Linked DNA regions of Homo sapiens: all the other regions are linked to region 4. The links are chromatin contacts, found by Hi-C or POLR2A ChIA-PET in ENCODE. All regions are on one chromosome and are shown on one strand. Each heading gives the region's core, a stretch centred on a gene start or an enhancer-like site at or near the end of the contact. The rest is flanking DNA. Distances are from core to core; before and after follow the strand shown.

Region 1 (3,318 bases), core at 1-2,500, 790 kb after region 4:
AAACTATAGACAGGTAACAGACTCAAGCCAAGGTATATACATGTTATAAAAGAAGTGCTGCAAAGTATTAGGAGAACACAGAGCAACTGATTGTGACATGGGGAACTGGAAAAGGCTTCAGAAGAAGTGATATTTATTATTTATTTATTTATTTATTTTTTAAAGAGATGGGATCTCCCTCTGTCATCCAGGCTGGTCTCCAACTCCTGGCCTCCAGTGATCCTCCTGCTTCAGCCTCCTGAGTAGCTGTGATTACAGGTACAAGCCATGGCACCTGGCGAGATGACATTTTGCTGGAGGAAAGGGAGATCTTCTAAGAGCAAAGAGCTTTCCAGGAGCTGGGACCAGGACTATCACAGTAAGTAGGAGACAGCAGGAGTGAGTGCAAAACCCCAAAACCCCACTTTTACCCTTCCTAGTCCCCTACTCAGCCATGGAGGCCGTGTTACCATGGCTCCAACAGGTACCTGTCTGGGCAGGGGGCCCAGGCCCCACATTTTGACCCCTAGGGCTAGGCCTGAGCTCTTCCAAGGGGTTCCGAGGCTGACTGATCCCCACCAATCTTTGTGATGTCTCTGCCTGGTGCCTGGCTTTCGGCCTGGGGCCTGCTGAATCAACGAGGGGGCGTTGAATATTGAGCGGTGGTTTCTGCACCCATCTCTAGGGGAGGGAGCGGGGACAAAAAGGTGAGGTTTAGTGTTGGGGTGCATTACTGGTGTGACTACTGTCTTCCCCCATTAGGCCCCTCTTACCCTTGGATCTTGGTTCTCCTGGTCCACGGCGCACGATGTAACAGTGGGGAAAGGCGTGCGTTTCTGAGAGCGTACCGGAATCTTGCTAGGGGTAGGAGATACACCCCGGAGGAGGGGATCCTTCGTGGCTTGCCGGGTGGTCATGATGGCTACAATTGAGACGGGGAAGAAGGCAGGCAGAATCTAAGATCAAAGATCAACCAGTTCTCGGGGCACCTGTCCTGCCATCCCTGATACCTCCGCCCTAATCCACGCGCCCACAAGCCCCCGGCGCCTGCAAGACCGCTCTTATGGGTGCTATCTCCAGACACCCCGAGCCTACTCTTTCGCCCTCGGGCCCCAAACTGCCCTCCTCCCTATGAACCCAGCAGCCTTCGTTCCCTTCAAGACCCCCGTGCCTTACCTTACCGAGGCCCCTCAGGGCCTACCCAGCTTCCTCCGCTTTTCTCCTGACCCTCTCGGGTGCTGCTGGAGCTACTTTCTCAGTTTGTAAAATACGCCAAGCTCTTGATTGGCCCGGTCGCGCTCCCGCGGAGGCCCGCGTAGCCAGACTCAGCCGTCCAATCCGCGGGCATCGCAGGAGGGGCCAAAAGAAGGACCAATTGTCGAACCGCTTTCTGGCGAGGAAAAAAACTGACTCGGATCAATCAGCCAATCCGAGAGTGGAGCGCCGCTGGGAGGCGGGGAAAGAGGAAGGATGGGGCCGTTCCGAGGCCGGGGAAGGCGTAGCCACGGGAGCTCTCGCGAGGCCTCAGGACCGGCTAGGGGCCGGCCATTGGCAGGACCGGGCGAGGTCGCGGTACTGAGGGTACAGTTGATCGTTCCGATTGCTGCCAACGGTGTTGAAGGCTGGCCCGAGCCCCCGACCCGGCTTGACCATAGCACGGCGCCAAGCTTTGGGGACGCCATTCCAGATGCCCATAGAAAATATCTGCGTCCGGGCGCGGTGGCAGGCGCCTGTAATCCCAACACTTTGGGACGCCGAGGCGGGAGGATCTCTTGAGCTGAGTTTGAGACCAGCCTGGGCAACATAGCGAGACCACTCCCACCCGTTTCTCTACAAAATAATAAAATAATAATAATAATCCCTGTGCAGTGGTGCGCGCTTGTAGTCCCAGCCGCTCTGGAGGCTGAGGCAGGAGGATCGTGTTGAGCCCAGGAGGTTGAGGCTGTAGTGAGCTGTGGTCGCGCCACTGCACTCCAGCCTGGGCAACAGAGACCCTGTCTTAAAAAAAATAAAGAGGGAAAGAGAGAACATCTGTACGTTGTCTCCGGGATAAGGAACTGCCTTCAAACGGGCGGAGAGGGCTGGAGGGAATCGAACTGAGCCTAACAATATGTGTGCTCCTTGGAGCCTCACAATCCAGTGAGGTGTCTGATGAGGTGTCTTTCATTTTACGGGTAGGTAACAAGACTCATTGTTTTTGAACTCAGTTACCACAGCACCAGAATTGAATGGCTACTCACAGCTGGGGATTTCCTTGCCTCCAGGTTGCCTTTTGCAGATCTAGAGGTCTGGGGAGAGGGGGCTCACCTGCTGGTTATTGGTGGGCAAGGCTGTGAGACTGAGAGATCCTAGAATATCCTGCTTAAGATGGAAGGGGTAACCCCTAACGGGGGACAGGAAATGAACAACACTTAACAGAACTCTGGTGGATTTTCCCCACCAATCACAGAAGTTATTCTTACACAAGCCAGAAACCGAGGAGTTACTCCTTAACTCCTCCCACTCCCTTTACATATCCCATCTCTCATTCACTCTCACTAGTTTTACTATTTATGCATTTTTGGGACAGGGTCTCACTCTGTCGCCCAGGCTGGAGTGCAGTGGTGCGATCTCAGCTCACCGCAGCCTCGGCCTCCTGAGGTGGGAACCTCAGCCTCTCAAGTAGCTGGGACTACAGGTGCCTGCCACCAGCTAATTTTTGTGTTTTTTTGTAGAGACAAGATCTGGCTACGTTGTCTAGCCTGGGGTTACAGGCGTCTTTCCCAGCACTTTGGATGGCCCAGGTGGATCGCTTGAGGCCAGGAGTTCCAGACCAGCCTAGACAGTGTAGCAAGATCCTGTTTCTATAAAAAAAAATTTAAAGATACGTAAGGTATCTTTACTAATTGTATGCATCTTTAAAATTCATCTACTTTCAGGCTGTGCGCGGTGGCTCACGCCTGTAATCCCAGCACTCTGGGAGGCCAAGGCAGGGGGATCACCTGAGGTTGGGAGTTCAAGACCAGGCTGACCAACATGGAGAAAACCGTCTCTACTAAAAACACAAAAATTAGCCGGACTTGGTGGCTCATGCCTGTAATCCCAGCTACTCAGGAGGCTGAGGCAGGAGAATCGCTTGAACCCAGGAGGCGGAGGTTGAGGTGAGCCGAGATCGCACCACTGCAACTCCAACCTGGGCAACAAGAGCGAAACTCCGTCTCAAAAAAAAACCAAACAAACAACAACAAAAAGATCATCTACTTTCGGCTGGGTTTATGACTGTAATCCCAGCACTTTGGGAGGCCGAGGTGGGCGGATCACCTGAGGTCAAGAGTTTGAGACCATCCTGACCAACATTGT
Region 2 (3,270 bases), core at 649-3,148, 680 kb after region 4:
TCGCGCCACTGCACTCCAGCCTGGGCGACAGAGCGAGGCTCCACCTTAAAAAGAAAAAAAAAAAGTTCTTTATATATTTATTAAGTGAATATGATGGAGAAAGTAATGTATTTGCACTGGTTTGCACATATATAAAAACTGTATACCTGGAAGGATAGACAAAAAACTAGTAGCAGTGATGATCTCTTGAAGAATGGAAACTGAAAAGATAGGAAACTAGGGTAAGAAAGACTTTTCAGTCTACCTTTTTATATTTTGACATTGGAATAATATAAACATCTTATCTGTTCAAAAAAATTAATAGCGCACCCTTTTTAAAAAGACCCCAGCTGGGCACAGTGGCTCATGCCTGTAATCCCACTGAGGCGGGTGGATCATTTGAGGTCAGGAGTTCGAGATTAGCCCGGCCAACATGGTGAAACTCCATCACTACTAAAAATACAAAAATTAGCCAGGTGTGGTGGCACATGCCTGTAGTCCCAGCTACTCAGGAGCTGAGGCAGGAGAATTGCTTGAACCCAGGAGGTGGAGGCTAAAATGAGCCCATATGGTGCCACTGCACTCCAGCCTGGGTGACAGAGAGAGATTCTATTTCAAAAAAGTAAAAATAAATAAGACCCTTACCCAGTAAATTAAATCAAAGCTGAAAGCCTTCATTTGAATCTAAATAATATAATTCTAACTCAGAAACCCAATCAACAGGTTCATGAAATGTGTCAAGAAGATAAATGCTAACCTACTACACCTGCAGATAATGATGGAAAACAAGAAAATGAGAGGTTGCAAATAAAAACATTCTTCTCATCTTTAAAGGGTTTTAATTATAAGAAAGTCACCAGGAATTCTCATTCCATAATATAATCAGTTTACCAATAAATATCATTTTCATCAGCTTTATAAAGAAATATGAAATGCCAGGCATGGTGGGTCACGCCTGTAATCCCGGCACTTTGGGAGGCCGAGGTCGGCGGATCATTTCAGGTCAGGGGTTCGAGACCAGCCTGGCCAACATAGTGAAACACCATCTCTACTAAAAAATAATACAAAAATTAGCCAGGCACGGTGGCGTGCTGTAATCCCAGCTACTCGGGAGGCTGAGGCAGGAGAACTGCTTGAACCTGGGAGGCAGACCTTGCAGTGCGCCAAGATCACACCACTGCACTCCAGGCTGGGGGACAGAGTGAGACTTTGTCTCAAAAAAAAAAAAAAAAAAACAAGAAATATGAAAAAGATGGCCGGGCATGGTGGCTCATGCCTGTAATCCCAGCACTTTGGGAGGCTGAGGCAGGCAGATCACTTGAGGTCAGGAGTTCAAGACCAGCCTGGCCAACATGGTGAAACCCTGTCTCTACTAAAAATACAAAAATTAGCTGGGCGTGATGGCGCGTCCCTGTAATCCCAGCTACCTGGGAGGCTGAGGCAGGAGAATCACTTGAACCCAGGAGGCGGAGGTTGCAGTGAGCTGAGATCATGCCACTGAACTCCAGCCTGGGTGACAGAGTGAGACTCTCAAAAAAAAAAAAAAAAGAAGAAGAAGAAGAGAAAGACCTAAATTCTAGGCCAGGCACAGTGGCTCATGCTTGTAATCCCAGCACTTTGGGAGGCGAAGGCTGGTGGATCACTTGAGGTCAGGAGTTCAAGACCAGCCTGGCCAACATGGTGAAACCCCGTCTCTACTAAAAAAATAAAAATACAAAAATTAGCTGGGTACGTGGTGGCACATGCTTGTAACCCTAGCTGCTCAGGAGGCTGAGGCAGGAGAATCGCTTGAACCCCAGAGGCAGAGGTTGCAGTGAGCCGAGATCACACCACTGCATTCCAGCCTGAGTAACAGAGTGAGACTCAAAAAAGGAACTAAAAAGGGGATTTCCTCAGGTCAAAATGGTGAATATGAAACCTTTCTCTAAGTCCGCTTTCTCAACAATTGGCACCACTGGCACCAATTTTCTACTTTAATCTAAAAACTCTCCCATAATTGTAAGACTTGATCACCATAAATTTTATTTTGAAAAAATGTTTTCATTTTGAAAAACCAATTAATTTTTTTAATAAAAAAAAGAAACCTCAAATTGGAACAACATAGAATTTCTGGAAATTTAAAAGACATTCTAAGTGGGAAATCAGAAGCCACATGATACCACAACTCCTCTTTACTACTATTAAAAGACAAAAGGTCCTCCAAATTGCTTAACATTAGTCATCAGCAGCAGCTGTAGATGTGGGAGTAGAGGGAGCTCAAAAGGAGCAGAGCTGGAATACATGTTTGTCTCCTCCTATTTTACTGCTAGCTCAGTAGTTAGAGCTGTCTGCGCCCTCCTCCTCGCACAGGTGGCTCTAACCCAAACCCAACTGAGCTAAATTATCCTCAGCTGTATTACTCTTCATAACGGATTTAAACAATACTGATAATTTTATTACCACCCCCTTACACACACATATAAAACTCCGGTCCTCAGCAAGCAGCTCAAGGGATTGGAGGCAGCTATTAGGCAAAAACAAAACCAGGCAATTAGGAGCAACTATATTCACTGATTCTAACCCATAAAGGGAGATTCCAAGCATATAGAAAAAGCAATTTCTAAAAACCTTGTTAACTTAAAAAATAATTAACTGATCAACTGTTATTTAACATAAACCTACTATGTGCCAATACTGATGATAAAAAATTATGAAAGATGGAATATTATTCAGACTTTAATAGTAAGAAAATTCTGACAGGTGCTATAACATGGATGAACCTTGAGGATATTATGCTAAGTGAAATAAGCCAGTCACAAAGAAACAAATACTATATCATTCCATTTATATGAGGCACCTAGACTAGTCAAATTTTACCAAAAGTAGACTGGTAGCAGCCAGAGGCTAGGGGGAAGAGGGAATGAGAGTTACTGATTAATGGGTACAGTTTCAGTTTGGGAAAATGAGAAAAGTTGTGGAGATGGATGCACAAGAATGTGAGTGTATTAATACCACTTCAAAATGGTTAAAATGGTAAACGTCATGTTATGTGCATTCTACTGAATTTTTGTTTTTTTTTTTTGTTTGTTTGTTTGTTTTTTGAGACGGGGTCTCGCTCCTTAGCCCAGGCTGGAGTGCAGTGGCGCTATCTCGACTCACTGCAAGCTCCGCCTCCTGGGTTCACGCCATTCTCCTGCCTCAGCCTCCCAAGTAGCTGGGACTACAGGCGCCTGCCATGGCGCCCGGCTAATTTTCTGTATTTTTAGTAGAGACGGGGTTTCACCGTGTTAGCCAGGATGGTCTCGATCTCCT
Region 3 (3,808 bases), core at 1,207-3,706, 920 kb after region 4:
CTACAAATATTATGAAAGAAGAATGTTTTATGCTAATCTTACTGTGTACAAGAATGAATCCATTAGCAGAATACTTGTACATGTATATTGATGTCAAATTTTTTTAAATGGCAATAAAAATAAGAGATGAACTAGTAAAAAAAGTATTGTTTTCCTTTCCACAGTTTGAGTGCTATTAAATCAGATAATAAAGAACAAAAATTATAGATTAGTTATTTCCCCGATCTCTTGTTTATATATTTGAGATTATCAGTGCCTAAATAGTCTATTTCTGACCTAGATCTTGTTACATATGCCCAAGCGGAGGGAATAACCCTCATTTACATAAGGAACAGAATGGCTCTGAGATAGAATTTCAAAGAATCAACCACGTGAACCCTCCTCTCTTTTATTTAATCCTTTGGAAATTGCATAAAGAACTGAGACTATTGGATAAGTGACATATTTCTTAATTAATCTTTTTATATTGTAAAGAAAATAATGTTCAAACTCTGCTTCTCATTCCAAAAAGACTTGTACATGTTACTATAGTCCAATAGTGTCTGATATATTTTATTATTAAAATTGTGAAAGTATTTTGAATGAGCTACTTATTAATCCTTATGCTTCCTTATGCCATTTAATTCTTATTTTTGTTAAATATATTTCTGGGTTCTGAAAGAAGCATTCAAATACCTAATCCTCCTGTCTCTTCTGAAATATACTTTTTTTTTTTTTTTGCTAAAGAAGTGGAGATAAGATGATGTTGAGGATTATTTTTTCCTAGGAAATATACAATAAGTAGATAAAATGATTTTTGCATTTTGGATATTATTTTTTTTCCAGAGAATATTACTGAAGCAAAATTGATCAAGTAAAGCAGAACTGTGGATGGCAGGCTAGAAAAATCTGTGGTCGCCATTGTCACACCACAACCTGCAGCAGCTGTATTCTCAAGTCCCTCCCTCCCACGCCCTTCTTAGCCTGCCAGCCTAGCAGGAATGAATGGGTTCCGCAGAGCACTGTGTGAGTAGTGCTGCAGACCCTGAAAATTTGTCTCTGAAAACCAAAAGGAAAAATTATTTGTAAAAAATAAATTTTCAACTTTAGTGGCCAAACTTATTTACCTCTGAAATTTCATCACCAACATCCAGTGGTACGAAGTCCAGTGACTTACTCCGGATCGTTGCTGAGAATGGAGGCTTCCTAAATATCAAGATAATTTTACTCCAATTTATTTCCTAGGGGTGAAAGCAAAGCCTTTTTGTCCCAAGGGACAACTGAGCAACCACCAGAGTCTCTAGCTGAACAGCAAGGGTGTGAGGCCGGCTAAAATTCCCACAGTTAGAAGCCCACTCGCAGGAGGATATTTACCAAATTGACATAAGAACTACATAAAAAGGAAATGCGTTTATTGAGCTGATGTTTCACAGTTGTCTGTGGATGGAGGCGACATTGCAAAATTCTTTTTACATTATATTATTCTCTTCTTCTTTTTAATTTGGTGTATTGGTTATTACTATTATTTTGCTTGTTACTTTCCAGACAAAAGTCCAATTCAGATATGTAACTGCACACATGTAGTACTAACTTCTGAGCTCAATTATTTCTCCTTGTATTTTCCCAATTTTCTATCAGGAAAGATGATTCATTCCAAAGGACAATGTACCATACAAAATGTGTTACATAGACTTCTCATAAAAGAATACCTCTAGTAAACCATTATAACTACTCTACGTTCACTTGCTCTTGATTATTGCCATGTTAGAACTATTTGTTCGCTTCTTTATTTAATATGGTTATTCTTTCCATCTTCCAGTTTTGTTTAGCTATTCGGGTGTGCGTGTGCCTGCAGAAGAAGCTCTGAAAATAAGTTAGTTGAACCTGAGAAACCATTTGGAATGACCGTATGGCTAAATCTTTTTTTAAATTAAAAAAATCACATATACCCAGGCCATTTCGAGCATCATGCCGATTTTCCCTCCCACTTTACGTTTAAAGCAATTAGAGATGTTGAACCCTAACAAAATGTAGTCGAGTTTAATATACTACGAGGGAGGGGCTGGCAGTCATTTTCCTTTAAATATTTAATCTAAACATAAATTGTTATTAAGGGTAGGGGGAAAAAACCTCACATAGATAATTTTAACTGCAGTTTGAGGTTTAAGCAACAGAAAGTCTTCTAACCCCAGTCCCCTTTCTTCTCCTTCCGCCCCTCCCCAACCCCGCCCCATAATGGATGCTCGGCCGACTGCTTCTGCACGGTCTCTTTGTCTAAAGGATGCAAACAGTCTACGGATGCTAGAGAAAAAGGGGTGGGGGAGAGATTACCTCATCCCACGTCGCTTGCACCAATCACCAGTCTCCTGTCATGGCTTCTCTGGGCAGATTGGGGGTCTGGACCAACAGGAAAAGGCCCCGGCCCATCCCCATGGTGACCGAGTTGTATATAGGGAGCCGCATCCGCCTATGTGCCGCAGGTTCTCTTACATCGACCGCCTAAGAGTCGCGCTGTAAGAAGCAACAACCTCTCCTCTTCGTCTCCGCCATCAGCTCGGCAGTCGCGAAGCAGCAACCATGGTGAGAATCGGCTTCGGCTCTTTGTGGCCGTTGGGTGGAGTCAGCGCCCCCAGGCTCTACTTGGAAAACCTTTAAGCTCTTTTCTTTCGTAAGCTCTCTGGGCGAGGGTGGTGGTATGTTTTGTGAGGTTTAGCTTAGCCCCAAATCCTCAAGCCCCGCCGCCGCCGCAGTGCGGGTGCAGGAACCGGGCCAGTACTGCGCCCAGGGCGCAGCAGAGCGCTGGGGAGGAACAAAGGCGGCGCCTAGGCGCCTGTGTTATCCGAGAGACTTTCGGGGGCCGCGGGCAGCCCGTCTGCCGCGACCGAGGGGTCTGGGGCGTCCCGGCTGGGCCCCGTGTCTGTGCGCACGGTTTCGCTGATGCTGAGGGGCCACTTTCTGTCTCGCGTTGTTCTCTGGGGACCGGGAGAGGAGGAGGCACCCAAAAAGAGCGGGGGCGTTGGGCGAGCTGGGGGACGTGGGAGGGGGAACGGGAACAAAGCGCAGCCTAGGGTTAGCGTGGGAAGACCCTCCGCGGTCTTTGGCGTTTTGGAAAGATACCCACACATTCCCGGGAAAACATGGTGAGTTTCTGCCGGAGCCCCCGGCAGCGGGTGTCAGGGCGGCGCAGGGGCGGGGTTGTTTGTTTCTGGCTTCTATGGCGTTGGAGCCACTGGGCGGGGTTCGCCCTCACTGAACCTCTTCTGTCAGGAGCTGACTGAAAAAAAAACAAAAAAACCTTTCATCATTGCGGAACTGTAGGCTCCAAAAGGGTTTTCTTCACTATTATAAGTTAGATGACTTTTTTTTTTCTTGAGCAAAATCATAATTCACTTCACAAGCTCTTTAATGTCTGGTCTGGGGACGCCCTGCCCTGACCGACTGAAGTGTGTGTGTGTGTGTGTGTGTGTGTGTGTGTGTGTCTGTGGGACGCCCTGCCCTGACCGACTGAAGTGTGTGTGTGTGTGTGTGTGTGTCTGTCTGTCTGTCTGGACTGCACGTTCAGCGAGGGAGAAAGCCCACTTTGTGAGCCCCAGGGTACCCTGATGGTCAGGACCCAGGGAAACGCCCTTCCCCGCCGCCCCCCCGCCCCGCCCCCACCACATCAGCGAATAGACAATGAAAGTGGTAGCCCTAAAGACCACAGAGAAGAAAACCTCTATTGGATGCAAAGAATATGAATATTATGTGATGGGTAGAGAATCTCAGGATGAAAATACTATTTTGTTGTTTTAAATAAATATTTCATTATCCTTCCACTGGGCTTTTATTC
Region 4 (3,739 bases), core at 687-3,186:
TCACTGCCACTGATGGAGGTGTACTGTATCTTTCCAGTGTGTTAGGCTAGAATAAAAATTGAGAACCATAGCTGGGTGTGGTGACATGCACCTGCAGTCCCAGCTACTAGGGAGGTTTGGGTGGGAGGCTTGCCTGAGCCAACGAGTTTGGGGCTGCAGTGAGCTGTGATCACGGCCCTGCACTTGCAGAGCAAGACTGTGTCTCTAAAAATAATAATAATAATGATAATAAAGAAAAAAAAAAGGCTGGGCGTGAGCCACCTGTAATCTCAGTACTTTGGGAGGCAGAAGTGGGCTGATAACCTGAGGTCAGGAGTTCGAGACCATCTTGGCCAATATGATAAAACCCTGTCTTGACTAAAAATACAAAAATTAGCCAGGCATGGTGGCACATGCCTGTAATCCCAGCTACTCAGGAGGCTGAGACAGGAGAATCATTTGAACCCGGGAGGCGGAGGTTGCAGTGAGCCGAGATCGCGCCACTGTACTCCAGCCTGGGCGACAGGGCGAGACTCCGTCTCAAAAAAATAAATAAAATAACAAACAAATAAATAAATAAATAAAATAACGGCCGGGTACAGTGGCTCACGCCTGTAATCCCAGCACTTTGGGAGGCCGAGGCGGGTGGATCACGAGGTCAGGATATCGAGACCATCCTGGCTAACACAGTGAAACCCCATCTCTACTAAAAACACAAAAAATTAGCCGGGCGTGGTGGCGGGCACCTGTAGTCCCAGCTACTCTGGAGGCTGAGGCAGGAGAATGGCATGAACCCGGAAGGCGGAGCTTGTAGTGAGCCGAGATCCCGCCACGGGACCCCAGCCTGGGCGACAGAGCAAGACTCCGTCTCAAAAAAAAAAAAAAAAAATTGCGTAAACGTATGGGTAGAAGTGCGATTTTGTTACATGCATACACTGCATAGTGGTCAACTCAGGGCTTTTAAGGTATCCATCATCTTTTATCTACTTTTTGTTTGGCACTTAGAGAGTAGTACATCGGCCGGGTACGGTGGCTCACGCCGGTAATCCCAACACTTTGGGAGGCCGAGGCGGGAGGATGGCTTGAGCTCAGGAGTTGGAGACCAGGTTGGGCAACATAGGGAGACCTTTTCTCTATTTAAAAACAACAACAACAACAACAAAAAAAAAACCTTTTTTTAAAAATTACCCGGGCGTGGTGGCGCACACCTGCAGCCTGAGCGACAAAGCAAGACCCTGTCTCAAAATAACATAACATAACATAACATAACATAACATAACATAACGTACATCATGCTACGGAGGCCGCTAAAAAGAACATGGCTTCTGTCATACAGGAGCTTATGGTCTCATGGAGAGGCACTGTGAGAGTTCAGAGACAACAGCTCAAAGACAGGGTGGGGGCTTGAGAAAACTTAGCAGAAAGGTGTAGGGGTGGGAATCGGGGTGGGAGTGGAACTGTCTTTTTAGAAGGATGGCCTGGAGAAGAGGAGCAGTGAGAGCATTCCAGGAAGTGAAAGCGGTCAAGAGGTGGAGCTGGATAGCCGATATGCACGAAGGGTGCCCCGGAGAGCCACTTATCAGGACGCAGAGGTCTATAGAGCAAGGAAGAGGCAGAGTTGGAGCGTGGAGGGTCGAGACGCCAGGCAGGAGTCGAGGTTTGACAGGATTAGCGCTGAGCTCTAGCAAGACTGACCTACTGCTGCGAGGAGCTTGGGCTTGGGCAGGAAGCAGTGCAGCTCGCGGTCCGCAACGCAACAGAAGCGGGTGAATTCAAGGGCACCAGGCCTGCAGACTAGGGGATGGGAGGACGCGGCAAGCGGAGACTGGCCCAGGTGGGCGCGCAGGCAGTGGGACTGGCAGCCCCTGCTCGGCCCTAGCCGGCAGCGTACCTGGATGCTGCAGCTCCTTCGCATCCAACCGAGGCCTCCTCAGGCAGGCAGGGTCTCGAGGCCACTGTCTACGCAACTTCCCAGCACAGCCGAACGCAGCACTCGGAACCAGACACGTGAGGGTAGCGTCCCTGGACAACCCTGAACGCCTCAGCTATTGGTGCAGAAAGCAACTTTCTCCCTCCCACCTGCCGGGTTAGCCTCTAGGATTCGGCTTGCCGCGCTATAAAGGGAACTGCGCATCAGACGCGGCACAACTCCGCCCACTAAGGCGGGAGTCCGCGCAGGCCGTCACTCTGGCTGGAGGCCGGCTTTGAACTTCCGGCTTCCGGGCCCGTTATCCTTACTACGCATCCTCAGACGCGCCGTGCTCTCGGAGAGGCCCGCTGAATTCTGGGGGCTGTGGTTTCTCTCCCTCGAGGGAGGGTCTTTGGCGAGCCAAGCTCTGGAACCGGAAGTTTTAGGATGCTAAATCAGAGTCAGCCAATCCTCAGCCTACGGTGCGGTGACGTCGCCAGTAGCTGGGTAGATTTTCGCAGCCGGCCTTCTGGAGGTGGATCGCGCGCCCCCTAGAGCCCGGCTGTGGGCCTAGTCCAGGTAGGGGCCCGAGGGGCACCGCGATGCCTGGACCGCTAAGGATGCGGCAGCTTGGCCCGTGACCAAGGAATGGGCACAAGGGATGAGAGTCTAACGTTTCCGTCCCGTGTGTGATCTCTATTCTTGCAGGAGGCATGATAAAGCCCCTAAGAAGGGCCGGCAAGGCCGGGGCCAGCTTGCGGCGAGGGCGGGAGGGGGCGCTGGCGGGAGGGGAGAGAGAGGGATGGGGACTGAGTGGGCACCGCCGCTGACCCCTGGAGTAGCTGCGATTATGGAGGAGGGATTTCTTTTTTCATTTTTCCTACGGTAAGAGGGAAAACATACGTGCAATGATACGCGCCAGCACACGCACTGCCACATGCACTGAAGCTCCCTCTCCCAACTCTTCTTGTTTCTGGAAAAAACACGCTTTATTGGGTAGACAAATAGGCCTGATGGGAAGGCCTGAGTCACAGTGCACTGGGGAGTGAACAAAAGTAGGCAAAGTGCTTGAAGCTTCCCCTTTGCCCCCACCTTAACCTCCTGGGGAGGCAGCTCTGGACACTCAGTACCCAGACCTGGGCTCAGCAAGGCCTGGGGTGACTGTGCCCCTCACTCCTGCTGCCTGATCTGGGCAGCCCCACCCTTCACTGGTAAGACAGAATTCTCAAGGGATAGGCGCAGAGAGGAGCCCGCCTCCCTGGTTCATTGGAGAGTAACAGGGTTTTAGCATAATGCTGGCCAGAGCCAGTGTGCCAGGTGCTGCCACACAGGAAGCTGACAGCCCTGCTGGACGGGCGGGAGCCTCTCGGGCCCTCCGGACTATTTATAGCTGGAGGCCTAGGCTGCTGACCTGTGACATTCCTCTGCTGCCACCCCATCCTGGAGCAAGGCAAGTGCAGAGCACACTCCTCCTCCTCCCCTCCTGTTCTTTCCTCACCCCAGGGAGTAGGGTGGTTTTGATTTTCTTCCTCCTCCTTGAGTTTCCCAGCTCTCGAGTTGCTGGTGTTGTCAGTACCTCACGAGAAGGCCCTCATTCAGCAAAGAGAGCTGCCCTTGGAATATTGGTGCCCACCAACATAGGAATCTGCTCACCCTTCCCTACCGTTCATCAGCCTTTGGGCCACCCTCTGGCCTGCTGGCTTCCAGATGCCAGGCATGGTTAGCTGGTTACCCTGGCCGGTCTGGAGCAGCTGAGGAAGAGGTGCAGAGTTTGGGAGGAAGAAAGGGGTGGAGTCAGGGATGTCCTCTGGGGAGATAGCACAGGAGGGGCCCAGCTGACACCTCCCCCAG
Region 5 (3,360 bases), core at 631-3,130, 740 kb after region 4:
TTAAAAAAGAGGCACATTAGGCTGCGGTGGCTCACGCCTGTAATCCCAACACTTTGGGAGGCCAAGTCAGATGGATCAAGAGGTCAAGAGTTCGAGACCAGCCTGGCCAAGATGGTGAAACCCCCGTCTCTACTAAAAATACAAAAATTAGCCAGGCGTGCTGGCGGGCACCTGTAATTCCAGCTACTTGGGAGGCTGGGGTCGCTTGAACCCGGGAGATGGAGGTTGCAGTGAGCCGAGATCACGCCACTGCACTCTAGCCTGGGCAACAGAGCAAGACTCCATCTCAAAAAAAAAAAAAAAAAAAAAAAGAGGCACATTGTCACTAATGAGAACACTGCACTCATTTCTTGCTTTGTTCAATTTTCATAACATCTAAGAAAAGTAACAATTTAAATCATTATTTTTGGACCTTTGTAAAGTAACCTAAATGCTACCATCCAAGACCTAGCTGAGAAATACAAACTGATTAATGTCCATAAATCTTAGATGAGTCAGCAAAACTTAATGCCCAACAAATAAAAGGCTTAACATGGACTACTTAGGAGCACACAATGGTCATTACAATTTCAAAATCGGCAATTTTCTATCTAGTACAATCACAAATTTGGTCTGGAAATCCAAATATTAAGGAAATGCAAACATCATAATCAATATTCCCAAATCACCTTAATTGAAACTGGAAGGTATGAGGCAGCCTATTTGAAGTTAACATCAAGAAATAATTTAAGGCAGAACCCCAACTCTCTCCCACAAACACAAAACCAGTAGCAGATGGCACAAGAACATTTCTCAGTGAGAAATTGCAATTCTAACAAAGTACAGGTAACTTAATTTTATCCATCACCTTTTGGTCAAACTGAAAACAAACAACCAAGCTTTTGGTTCTCTCCAAAACACTGAAATCTGCATTATCACTGACCTAACTTAAAGCAAGATATTTTTGGTGATCTGTCCTCTCCTGCTTCATTAACCGTAGGTAAATTAGGAACAGTAGCCTGCTAAACAGAGGGGAAGTAAATATCACAGGCATGTTTTATCAATAAAATGGACAAGCGATAATCAAATTATTTAAAGAACGGCTTGTACTCCTTAACAGAGGGACAAGCTTGAGAAAGATCCACTTTCTAAAAGAACCTAATCATTCTGGATGAATTATGAGAAAAATATCACTGTAGTCCAAAACTGACTGAATCTACCTTTCTGCTTTAATCCAAGTCCTAACCACATCTATTTTATGTCTCTGCGTCTGTTCGCCTGATTTTCCATTTCGTCTCCCCCTTCAATTCCAAGAACGCCCTTCTCTCCCTTATTTTCAAATCTCATTATTGCCCCCGAATGCTAAGGACCTCGCACAGCCACGGAGGTGACCTTACGCATCCCTACTGCATTCCTAATTCATTGTACTTCTCATCCCAAATGATCCTATTCTTTCGTTCTATCTCGCTCGTTGTTTCTTAAAATCCAATACCCCACACACGCTCACGCCAGAGTCCCCCCCACACTCCATTGTTTCCCCGGCCTATCCGTCTGGAAACTCCCCAACTCCGACGCGGGTGTTTCACCCGCCCCACAGACCCCAGGAACCTTCCACCCTCTGGGCACTTCGGGCCTCTAAGGGCTCACATCCCCCTCCTTCCCGTCCCCCCGCCCCCAACTACCCCCTCCCTCTTTTTCCTCCCTCAACCCGCTCCCCGCACCTCGGCGCCCTCTGAGCCCCCGCCAACCCCGCCACCCAGCACCCTTAGCCTCACCTAGCCCAGGCCCCCGCAATCGCCTCGTCGCCCCAGCTCCGGGCTCCGCGTCCCGGACGCTCCCGGGTCTGAGAAGAGGAAAGGAGATCCTCCACCTCCCCTTCTAGAGCCACCGCCGCCGTCGCCGCCGCGCTCCTCCCCCAGCTCTCTCAGAGCCGGACGCCGCCCCGCCCCCACCGCCGCCTCCCCACTTCTCTCCTGGGCCGGACTGCAGGATGCTGCCGGAGATCCAGCAGATCACCCCGACCCTCGCCCAGGCAGCGGCTCGCCCCGCCCCGGAGCCCTCTCGGGCGCGTGCGCGCCAGCCAGCCAGCCAGAGCTCAGGGCGCGTACTCGCGCCGGCGCGAATCCGGCGCGCCAAGCTCGAGGCTGTGGCAGCCAACGGGTGCGCGAGCGCGGCTCGAGCGGCGAGACGGCCCGCGCACCGGAGACCGAGAAGATCGGGGAGAGGCGCGGGGCGGCGAGAGGCGGGCTCCGACCAGTCGGGTTACCGCTCTTCTCGGGGCCCGGTCCCTCGCGTCTCGCACCGTCCGCAGGCTCGCGCGCCACCGGAGACTGGGAATTACCGGGGAAAGGAAGAGACTCGGGGAGAGGGTTGGGGACAAAGTAGATGGAAGGGGAAAACGGGTGGGACGCGAGCTCGCGTCCGCGTGCAGCACAGCTCGTACCCGGCGGCATCGGTTAGGGACCCGGCGCGCGCCGGGAACGGAGGGCCCGAGCTGAACTGACGGAAAGAGCCGAAACTCCCCCGGAGGTGGCCGAACGCGGGCGCCGCTAGGGGAGTCGAGCGCGGGGCTTTTGCTCAATGTCCGGGTTGGGAAGCTTTTTCTCTGGCCGCCGGGTACAGCGCCGCTCACTCTTCCGTACCGAGGACTTCACACCGCTTTCCCCTTCGCCTCCTTCCCGACCCAAGTTTTGTTCCAAAAGGCAATTTCAGAGTCGCCAACGACGGGAAACGCTGGGGCCTCCGGACCGCGCGGTCGCTCTGCCTCCTGAGAGAGCGCAGAGGCCGGTGGGGGCGCGGGAAGAATGACCTCGGGATCGTCAGTCGGGTTTCTGATCTACCCAGCTGTCAGCATAGCCCCTCTACGCGGCGGTGGTCGGTCCCGCCGCCCTTCGAATCTTTTCTGTTAAATACTCTCTTCGACGCCAGACTCCCAACCTCCCTGGTGCTGGAACTAACTAGTATTTGTGCACCCTTTCTGCATGCATAAAGCACTTACCTCAGTGTCGACTGGTCAGGGGTCTATTAAGAGGGGCCAGAGGGATTTAGACAGTCAGCATTGAAAATATTTATTAGAATCTGGGGCCGGGCGCGGTGGCTCACGTCTGTAATCCCAGCACTTCTGAGAGGCCGAGGCGGGCGGATGACTTGAGGTCAGGAGTTCGAGACCAGCCTGGCTAACATAGTGAAACCCCGTCTCTACAAAAAATACAAAAATTAGCCGGATGTGGTGGCACACGCCTGTAATCTCAGCTACTCGGGAGGCTGAGGCAGGAGAATAACCTGAACCCAGGAGTCGGAGGTTGCAGTGAGCCGGGATTGCACCACTGCACTCCACCCTCCATCTCAAAAAATATATATATATATTAGAATTTGTCCTCA
Region 6 (3,366 bases), core at 123-2,622, 970 kb before region 4:
GGGGACAAGAGAATGCAGCTCGAGCTTGCCGAGCCTTATAGTTCAAGGGAAAGACAACAAAGAAGAAACCAAGGCTATGTGTCCTTGGCAAATCACATACAACTTTTGACTTCTTAATCTTGGTTTTCCCCTTTTTTTTCTTTTTCTTTTTCTTTTTTTTTTTGAGACGGAGTTTCGCTCTTGTTGACCGTGCTGGAGGGCAATGGTGCAGTCTTGGCTCACTGCAACCTCCGCCTCCCGGGTTCAAGCCATTCTCCTGGGTCGGCCTCCCGAGGAGCTGGGATTAAAGGCACGTGCTACCACCCTCGGCTAATTTTTGTATTTTTAGTAGAGACAGGGTTTCACCATGTTGGTCAGGCTGGTCTCGAACTCCTGACCTCATGACCCGCCCGCCTCGGCCTCCCAAAGTGCTGGGATTACAGGCATGAGCCACCGCGCCTGGCGCCCTTTCTTAAAAATAGGTTGCGGAAGGGCGCGGTGGCTCATGCGTATAATCCCAGCACTTTGGGAGGCCGAGGCGGGCGGATCGCCTGGGCCCAGGAGTGCAAGACCAGCCGGGGCAACATGGCGAAAACCCCTTTTCTATTTAAATAAATAAATTAGTTTGCAAAGTTGAGAAGATTTTTTTTTTTTTTTTTTTGAGACGGAGTCTCGCTCTTTCGCCCAGTCTGCAGTGCAGTGGCGCGATCTCGGCTCACTGCAAGCTCCGCCTCCCGGGTTCACGCCATTCTCCTGCCTCAGCCTCCCGAGTAGCTGGGACTACAGGCGCCCGCCACCACGCCCGGCTAATTTTTGTATTTTTTAGTAGAGACGGGGTTTCACCTTGTTAGCCAGGTTGGTCTCGATCTCCTGACCTCGTGATCCGCCCACCTCGGCCTCCCAAAGTGCTGGGATTACAGGCGTGAGCCACCGCGCCCGGCAGCAATTTTTTTTTTTTTAAAGAAAACACTCAAAGCACTCCCTCATATAAGTAGATAACTCAAGATATTGCTTGTATTCTTTATAACCTGCGCAGGCTGCAATAAGTCATATTGCTGAAGACTAAGACCCCATGAGCGAGGAGAAGGGGGGATCATGTTCCTAATGGCGTGTGGTCAGGACACGAAAGAAAAAGGGAGCTTTGGAGGAGAATTCGTTTATTTAAGATCTGTAGCTGAGTCTCCTCTCTTCCCCCATTAAAAGGTTGCAGCAGAGCTGCCGCCTCGGGAGCCGGTTTGCGCGCCGGCTTCGGCTTTGCAGCAGTTACCGCCTACAACTCCCGGCATGCTGCTGGGTGTGGGCCGGCCCGTAGACTCCATTTCCCAGCCAGCCCCGGGTCTCGGTCAGGACGTGCCGGCGCCTATAAGAGCCAGTGCGCTGCGGCCGGATCCTATTGTTAGCCGGAGCCGGGGCGGTTCTGGGCGTCTGCTGCCGGGGGCGCCCGAGTTGCCGGAGACGCCCGGCCCTCTCTGCCTGCCGGCTGGGCTGCCCACCGCCCTCCCTCCCCGCCCTGCCGCCCTGGGAGCTCCCCGGCCGTCGCCGCGGGGCCCGGGACTCGCTCGCTCCTCCCTCCTTCCCACCGGGCTAGGGCGGCGGCGGCAGCGGGGGCGGCAGAGACCATCACGGGAGGAGGCAGCTGCGGCGGGGCCGGTAATGGGCCTAGGGGTGCGGGGCGGAGGGTGCCGCCTCGTCCTTTCTCGGGATCGGCCCTCGGGCGGCCGTGGAGGAGTGGTCAAGCCCAGAGCCGTGCGGATGGAGGGGTCAGAAATGAGAGGCTCGGACGGGAGCGGTCGGGGGGCGGGGAGGTCGGGTGCCGTTGGGAAGGAACCGAGTCGGGAAGAGGCGTGGGAGCGAGGGGCACCGAGGACGCTGGCCCGGACTGCGGGGGCAGCTCGCGGGAGACCGATGGGCGGCTTGGAAGCCTGCAGGATTGCAGATGAGGATTGAGTTCGGAATGGAGTGGAGAATGATGTAGGATGGAGGAAAGTGAAGGAAGGGGAGGGGGAACAGAGGAAAATGTGGGAGGAGTGGTTGGGAATTTGTGAGTAGCAGGCAGGAAGGGATGCGGAAGGCTGGGTAGGGGCTGCAGAGGATTGGAATGAGCGGGAAGGTTAGCAGGAATCAGAGGGAAGTGGGCCGAGAGCTGAAGGGTTCGGCAGGAGTGTTCATTAAAAGGAACTGGTGACTTGACATGTCCCTTCGCTCCGGTTCCTGATGTCTCCCATATTTCTGGCGTCGTGTGGGAAAATGAAAGCATCAATTGCCCTGGTTGCTAGCTTGATCTTTTTTCATAGGCCCAATTACGCAGCCAACTGCCACCCGTCCCTTTTAGTGCTGTGGTCTTGATTCATCCTTTTAAAGGGGTTGAGAGTGGCAGTGTGACACACAAACTGTTCTTCAGAATGAAATGCTAGAAGTTATCCCCACAAGACAACACTGTCCCCTTGTCCTGCAGTTTTCAGTTCAAGGTAAATTCATAGTTCAGATTTTTTTCTTCACTGGCTTTCTGTCTTGCAAATCCACAAAGCCAGGATGTTGGTTGTGCCGGTGTTATAAATGACTGGATATCCTTGAGAGTTAATGCAGCATCATGTTCCAGTTCCCACAAAGATCTGTCTTCCACACGATGGTAGTTTAGGCATGGAAAATTCTAACCTTGTGTTAGTGAATGGGTAAAAATCGGGGAGTGGGGGTGGTGAGTGCACGGCTTTCTTTAAACACCTAACTTAAGCGGGGGGTTTTCACTTGGGTGCTTTGTAAGTTCATGATCCTGGTGATCACAAAGACACATGGATCCATGAAATTCATGGTATATGAGAAACAACCACAGTATCTTGTAAAAGGAGAAACAGGGCAGGTCATTTTATTCAGGTTTATGGTAACACAGCAGCAAGCCTTCCTTCCAACCCAGCTACAGATGGTAGCCCTGACCATCTTACTGGAGGTTTTGATTCCTTGACCTTTAGCAGAAGGTTGGGTTCCAGTCAAGTGAAGAGGCTTTCTCCTGTGAGATGTAGCTTATTACTTTGGACTCATTTAAGAAAGAGACTTATATTACCTAAACTTTGCAAATAGATTCTTCCAGAAAATTTTGCCTGGGCAGTCCCTCTTGCTGCTCTCACATATGCTGTTTTTTTTTGTTGTTGTTGTTGTTTGTTTGTTTGTTTGTTTTGGTGGTTATAGGAATCCTTTTAGGCCTGAAAAAAACTTAGATCTAGTACTAAAATATACATATTCTGGTGGAACTGTTTATTAGGTGCTAGCCTGATGTATTCTGTGCTCTGGATCTTAACTATTTCATATAACTTTGGAAAATGTTCAGCTAGAAACTCTTGAGAAAAGACCATTAGACATGTAGCCAGAAAGTGTCAGCTGACCTTTCATTTC
Region 7 (3,573 bases), core at 198-2,697, 540 kb after region 4:
ATAACATTAATATTATTAATGTTCTGTGTAATCACTTTTTATAAAAATTATTTCAGGCCGGGTGCTGTGGCTCATGCCTGTAATCCCAGCACTTTGGGAGGCCGAGGCAGCCTGATCATGAGATCAGGAGTTCAAGACCAGCCTGGCCAACATGGTGAAAACCTGTCTCTACAAAAAAAAAAAAAAAAAAACTTAGCTGGGCATGGTGGCACGTGCCTGTAATCCTAGCTACTCGGGAGGCTGAGGCAGGAGAATTGCCTGAACCGAGACCCGGGGGCCGGAGGTTGCAGTGAGCCGAGATTGTGCCACTGCACTCCAGCCTGGGCTATGGAGCGGGACTCTGTCTCAAAAAAAAAAAATTTCATTGGTTTTCTGATATTTTCACAAGTTTACATAATATATTTAATCAAGTGCCTGTTAAAAAATAAAACACACACTCTTTCATGGGAGTTAAAATAAGTACATACTCATTAAACAAGTCCACAGAACAGTAAATGAGGTTGGTACTCTCGAAGCAGAGGGCCATAGTATACCGTCAGGGCCAAAAGGGCCAGTCTCTCATTTGACACTTGAATTCCCTAGCAATGTCCATGTTATGTGTTCTTGACACCTCTGATGGACAGCTTTGGAACTGAATCTTTCTTATTCTGAGCTGAAGTATGTCTCTCTATAGCTGCTAGACTTTAGTACCTCGCAAAGGAAGCATAAAACAGAATTCCTCTTTTAGACAACAGTCTTTCTAGTTTTCCGGAACATCTCTCACAGCCCCAAATTCCCAATTTTTCCGACAGGTTCGTTCTCCCACCCCAAGATTCCTTCCAAGGCACTCTCCTCTGAAGGTGCTTCCATTGGTTTTCTCTCTTACCTCCCGGCGACCACAAGTGGCCCCAGCCGTCCAGGTGGGGTCCGGCTGACGGGACCAAGTCGACACTACTCCTTCTCGCAGGGTCTCTTCCTTCTCAGTAAAGCGGCCCACGATCCTCCATCCGCTCCTCAGAGAGCCTCTCTGCCCTTTCTGTCCGCCACATCTCCCTGGCTACATTATCTCCCCGACTAGTGCCTAGCAGGCGGGCCTGATAGAAGTTTCTCTAAAGGCTCTGGAGGAGTCAAACAATGCATAAGGTCCTGTGCAACCCTCAGACTCCTATACCTCGTGGGAATTTGGAAGTCGAAATCCAGTCCGCGGTCCCGCCCCTCCCCGGGTCGCCTCAATTAGCCCCGCTCGGTCTCGCCCTAAGTCTCGCCTTTCCCTTTAACCAACCCCTCAAGCCGGGTTACCTCTCCGGTGCCTATAATCCTTAACGTTTCCCTATATGCTGTCCCAACTAGGAAAGCCTTTACTTTCCGCTATTGGTAAAATATTTACACTTTCCGTACCATGGCCACGCCCCCTTCACACACGTTGCCAAGACGAACCGGAAGAGATTGCCAGCCCCCTGGTTCGTTAACCGGAAGTAGACGTACCTCACGGAAGCCGGCTTTGGCCCTGCGGCTGCTACCGTCGCCGCGGAGAAATTGTTGGATCTGGCAGTCTAGGAATGGTGAGACCTCGCGGTTCGCCTCTGAGGGTTCTCAGAGGAGTTGGGGATGAAATGGAGTTTTGCAGAGTGCCGCCGGGGACGACCACCCCCCAAGTTTGGGGCCCCGCCCCAGTGGCGCCCCGAAAAGCTGCGCATGCGTGGGCCGGACCGGGTTAGAATCTGGCTCGAAGTGTTACGCATGCGCAAAGGCATGGAGACCGTGGGGTGAGAATGGGCTTGCGAGTTTACCCCCACCTCCCCAGCCACCAGCCTGTGGGTCTCAAACCAAGGCTACTTGGTGCTCTGCTTTGAGTTGCAGAGGTGACTTCATCAATGCTCCTACCCCGAGTTCTTGAGACAGACCTGGACCGATCCCCTACCTTGGGTGTGCACTCTTGGGAGAACGAGGGGCGGAGGGTCCGGTAAGGAAGGGGCACAGACCCTACCTCAGTTTGCCGGCAAGCTCGGGCCCCTTCGCCCTCTCCTCAGATGTCAAGATTCTTAGTCGTAGCCTATGGAGCGGAGAGCGACAGGCTCACCTGGGGACAGGGCTAGAACACTGAGCTAAGAGCCACCCTGGTTAGAAGTGGGGACTCACGAGAGGAGCGCCCCGAGAAAGTCCAGTACCTGGGTTCTCTAGGGGTTGTTGGGGCACAGCGTGGTTGATAATCACGCAGTTCCCAAACAGTGGTTTTTGGTTTCCACGAGATGGTATCTCATGGAAATACCACTTACTAAATCTTCAGTAAAAACCCCAAATGGAAAAGAAAAACAAAAAAAAAACGAGATGGACTGGTTGGAGTTTTGTCTCCCTTTCTTTTTTCCTGCTTTGGCCTGGGAGGGGAAGGCTGGTGCTGCTGAGCTGAGTGGACAGCTGAAGTAAAGAAAAATGTGGGCCAAAGAATCCCTTGTCTCTTGCTAGTTTATAGTCAAGGCGCTTAACCTAGGAGATACCAGTAGAATTAAAGGGTCTATGAACCCTCTAAAATAGTATGTGTTTGCACCCTTTTCTGCAGTCCATAGCTGTTATCATACTCTGAAAGGTGCCAGTGACCTTCACAAGACTGATGTCTAAGGCTATTATTGGCAGAGTGGGGCCTTATGCCTCTTTCCTGTCCTTATGTCTTCCCTAGCTTATGGGACCCTGGGGGACCTGAGCCAGTATAAGGAAGTGAGGCTGGCCAGTTGGAAATCTGAGCCTCAGGGAGCCTCATTTCTCCTTTGCAGAATCTCCTCTCAGCCTTTAAGCTCACCTGGTCAGAATCCTTGGATGAGCCTGTGGGACCGTTCCTCCTAGCCCGGTGGTTTGGAACCAGTGGCTTTGGGACTGTAAGAGGATGGACAAAGGTAGTATGAGGCCGGGACAGCTCCCCAAATGCTCGGGCGCCAAGCATCTGCTGATTCCACTCTGTGCCTGGCACGTGTGTCTTTCGGTCCTGGCTAGGCCTTGCCACCTCCCCCTGGGCCAGCACCACCCATGTACCTGTCGGCAGAGCCACAGTTGACTGACTTGCTGTTGAGCTGCTGCTCTTTAGCACGGCTGCATTTTGATGGCAGAGGGAGCAGTTATGCCCAGAGCCCAGCGTGTCGGCATCACCAGTCTGACCTGAGCACCATGTGCTGCACGACATGACACGTGGCACCGGGGGAACTGCCCAGCGTGGAAGGTCTGGGCCAGGTCTGAGCCCAGATGGGATCTGGATGGCCAAGGAACTCTACCTTAAAACCTCAAGTGTCAAGGAGGCAGGGGAGGGGCCAAGAGGGCTGGCAGGGGAAGGGGGCTGGGGAGGGGTCCCATTTGCAGAGGCTCTAGGATCTTAGGAGGCCCGAATCCACCATTTCTCTCTTGCTAGATTCTCAGGGGCTGCTAGATTCATCCCTGATGGCATCAGGCACTGCCAGCCGCTCAGAGGATGAGGAGTCACTGGCAGGGCAGAAGCGAGCCTCCTCCCAGGCCTTGGGCACCATCCCTAAACGGAGAAGCTCCTCCAGGTAGTAAGGGTTCGGAGGGCCAGGAACTGGGAAAGGGTAGAAGGTCTGTGGCGTTAAGTGC

The links. A loop is a pair of places that touch in the nucleus more often than their neighbours do. ChIA-PET counts read pairs that join two places held with the same protein, here RNA polymerase II (POLR2A). Pooled maps may share reads with other maps.
Region 1: a loop to region 4 is called in a pooled map, with 18 times the contacts of the local background. The contact joins the promoter of TROAP here to the promoter of COX14 in region 4. A Hi-C loop is called at or near these places in 8 of 50 pooled maps. POLR2A ChIA-PET finds 5 or more read pairs at or near these places in 2 of 52 experiments (A673 and T-cell).
Region 2: a loop to region 4 is called in a pooled map, with 5 times the contacts of the local background. The contact joins the enhancer-like site here to the promoter of COX14 in region 4. A Hi-C loop is called at or near these places in 2 of 50 pooled maps. POLR2A ChIA-PET finds 5 or more read pairs at or near these places in 2 of 52 experiments (GM12878 and activated naive CD4-positive, alpha-beta T cell).
Region 3: a loop to region 4 is called in a map of B cell, with 11 times the contacts of the local background. The contact joins the promoter of TUBA1A here to the promoter of COX14 in region 4. A Hi-C loop is called at or near these places in 1 of 168 maps with a recorded cell type or tissue (B cell) and 6 of 50 pooled maps. POLR2A ChIA-PET finds 5 or more read pairs at or near these places in 4 of 52 experiments (CD8-positive, alpha-beta memory T cell, GM12878, activated B cell and 1 more).
Region 5: a pooled map shows a loop between it and region 4 (9-fold over the local background). The contact joins the promoter of SPATS2 here to the promoter of COX14 in region 4. A Hi-C loop is called at or near these places in 3 of 37 single-sample maps with no recorded cell type and 7 of 50 pooled maps. POLR2A ChIA-PET finds 5 or more read pairs at or near these places in 2 of 52 experiments (CD4-positive, alpha-beta T cell and WTC11).
Region 6: a pooled map shows a loop between it and region 4 (30-fold over the local background). The contact joins the promoter of CSRNP2 here to the promoter of COX14 in region 4. A Hi-C loop is called at or near these places in 1 of 37 single-sample maps with no recorded cell type and 9 of 50 pooled maps. POLR2A ChIA-PET finds 5 or more read pairs at or near these places in 4 of 52 experiments (A673, SK-N-SH, activated T-cell and 1 more).
Region 7: a map of naive thymus-derived CD4-positive, alpha-beta T cell shows a loop between it and region 4 (9-fold over the local background). The contact joins the promoter of MCRS1 here to the promoter of COX14 in region 4. A Hi-C loop is called at or near these places in 1 of 168 maps with a recorded cell type or tissue (naive thymus-derived CD4-positive, alpha-beta T cell), 2 of 37 single-sample maps with no recorded cell type and 8 of 50 pooled maps. POLR2A ChIA-PET finds 5 or more read pairs at or near these places in 1 of 52 experiments (GM10248).

What each region holds. Positions count from the first base shown.
Region 1 is chr12:49,321,187-49,324,504 of GRCh38, reverse strand. It overlaps TROAP (trophinin associated protein), which reads right to left and starts at 1,250. Exons shown (of 15, transcript NM_005480.4): 1 at 1,156-1,250; 2 at 753-901; 3 at 468-660. The coding sequence starts at 896. It overlaps TROAP-AS1 (TROAP and PRPH antisense RNA 1), which reads left to right. Exons shown (of 8, transcript NR_120449.1): 1 at 1-13; 2 at 166-358. RefSeq lists enhancers at 1,027-1,176, 2,318-2,537.
Region 2 is chr12:49,428,044-49,431,313 of GRCh38, reverse strand. The region is part of intron 2 of SPATS2 (spermatogenesis associated serine rich 2); the gene reads right to left. Among named protein-coding and RNA genes, the nearest start is that of SPATS2, 62 kb to the right of the region's middle. RefSeq lists a silencer at 2,174-2,468. Within about 2 kb of position 1,898, at least 4 of the 41 ENCODE cell types and tissues checked have a DNase peak (open chromatin) inside an H3K27ac peak, as active enhancers do; they include GM12878, where a contact is called at or near this core.
Region 3 is chr12:49,187,728-49,191,535 of GRCh38, reverse strand. It overlaps TUBA1A (tubulin alpha 1a), which reads left to right and starts at 2,456. Exons shown (of 4, transcript NM_006009.4): 1 at 2,456-2,559. The coding sequence starts at 2,557. RefSeq lists enhancers at 2,568-2,687, 2,186-2,777.
Region 4 is chr12:50,110,433-50,114,171 of GRCh38, reverse strand. COX14 (cytochrome c oxidase assembly factor COX14) reads right to left here and starts at 1,936. Exons shown (of 2, transcript NM_032901.4): 1 at 1,871-1,936. It overlaps GPD1 (glycerol-3-phosphate dehydrogenase 1), which reads right to left. Exons shown (of 8, transcript NM_005276.4): 8 at 2,859-3,739. RefSeq lists enhancers at 1,607-1,656, 1,667-1,906, 2,127-2,386, 2,447-2,496.
Region 5 is chr12:49,365,982-49,369,341 of GRCh38, reverse strand. SPATS2 (spermatogenesis associated serine rich 2) reads right to left here and starts at 1,880. Exons shown (of 14, transcript NM_023071.4): 1 at 1,755-1,880. RefSeq lists silencers at 1,601-1,670, 1,701-1,750, 1,771-2,250 and an enhancer at 2,541-2,800.
Region 6 is chr12:51,081,602-51,084,967 of GRCh38, reverse strand. CSRNP2 (cysteine and serine rich nuclear protein 2) reads left to right here and starts at 1,372. Exons shown (of 5, transcript NM_030809.3): 1 at 1,372-1,629. RefSeq lists an enhancer at 321-947 and a silencer at 1,321-1,810.
Region 7 is chr12:49,566,016-49,569,588 of GRCh38, reverse strand. MCRS1 (microspherule protein 1) reads left to right here and starts at 1,447. Exons shown (of 15, transcript NM_006337.5): 1 at 1,447-1,541; 2 at 2,748-2,867; 3 at 3,374-3,512. The coding sequence starts at 2,858. RefSeq lists enhancers at 948-997, 1,348-2,151.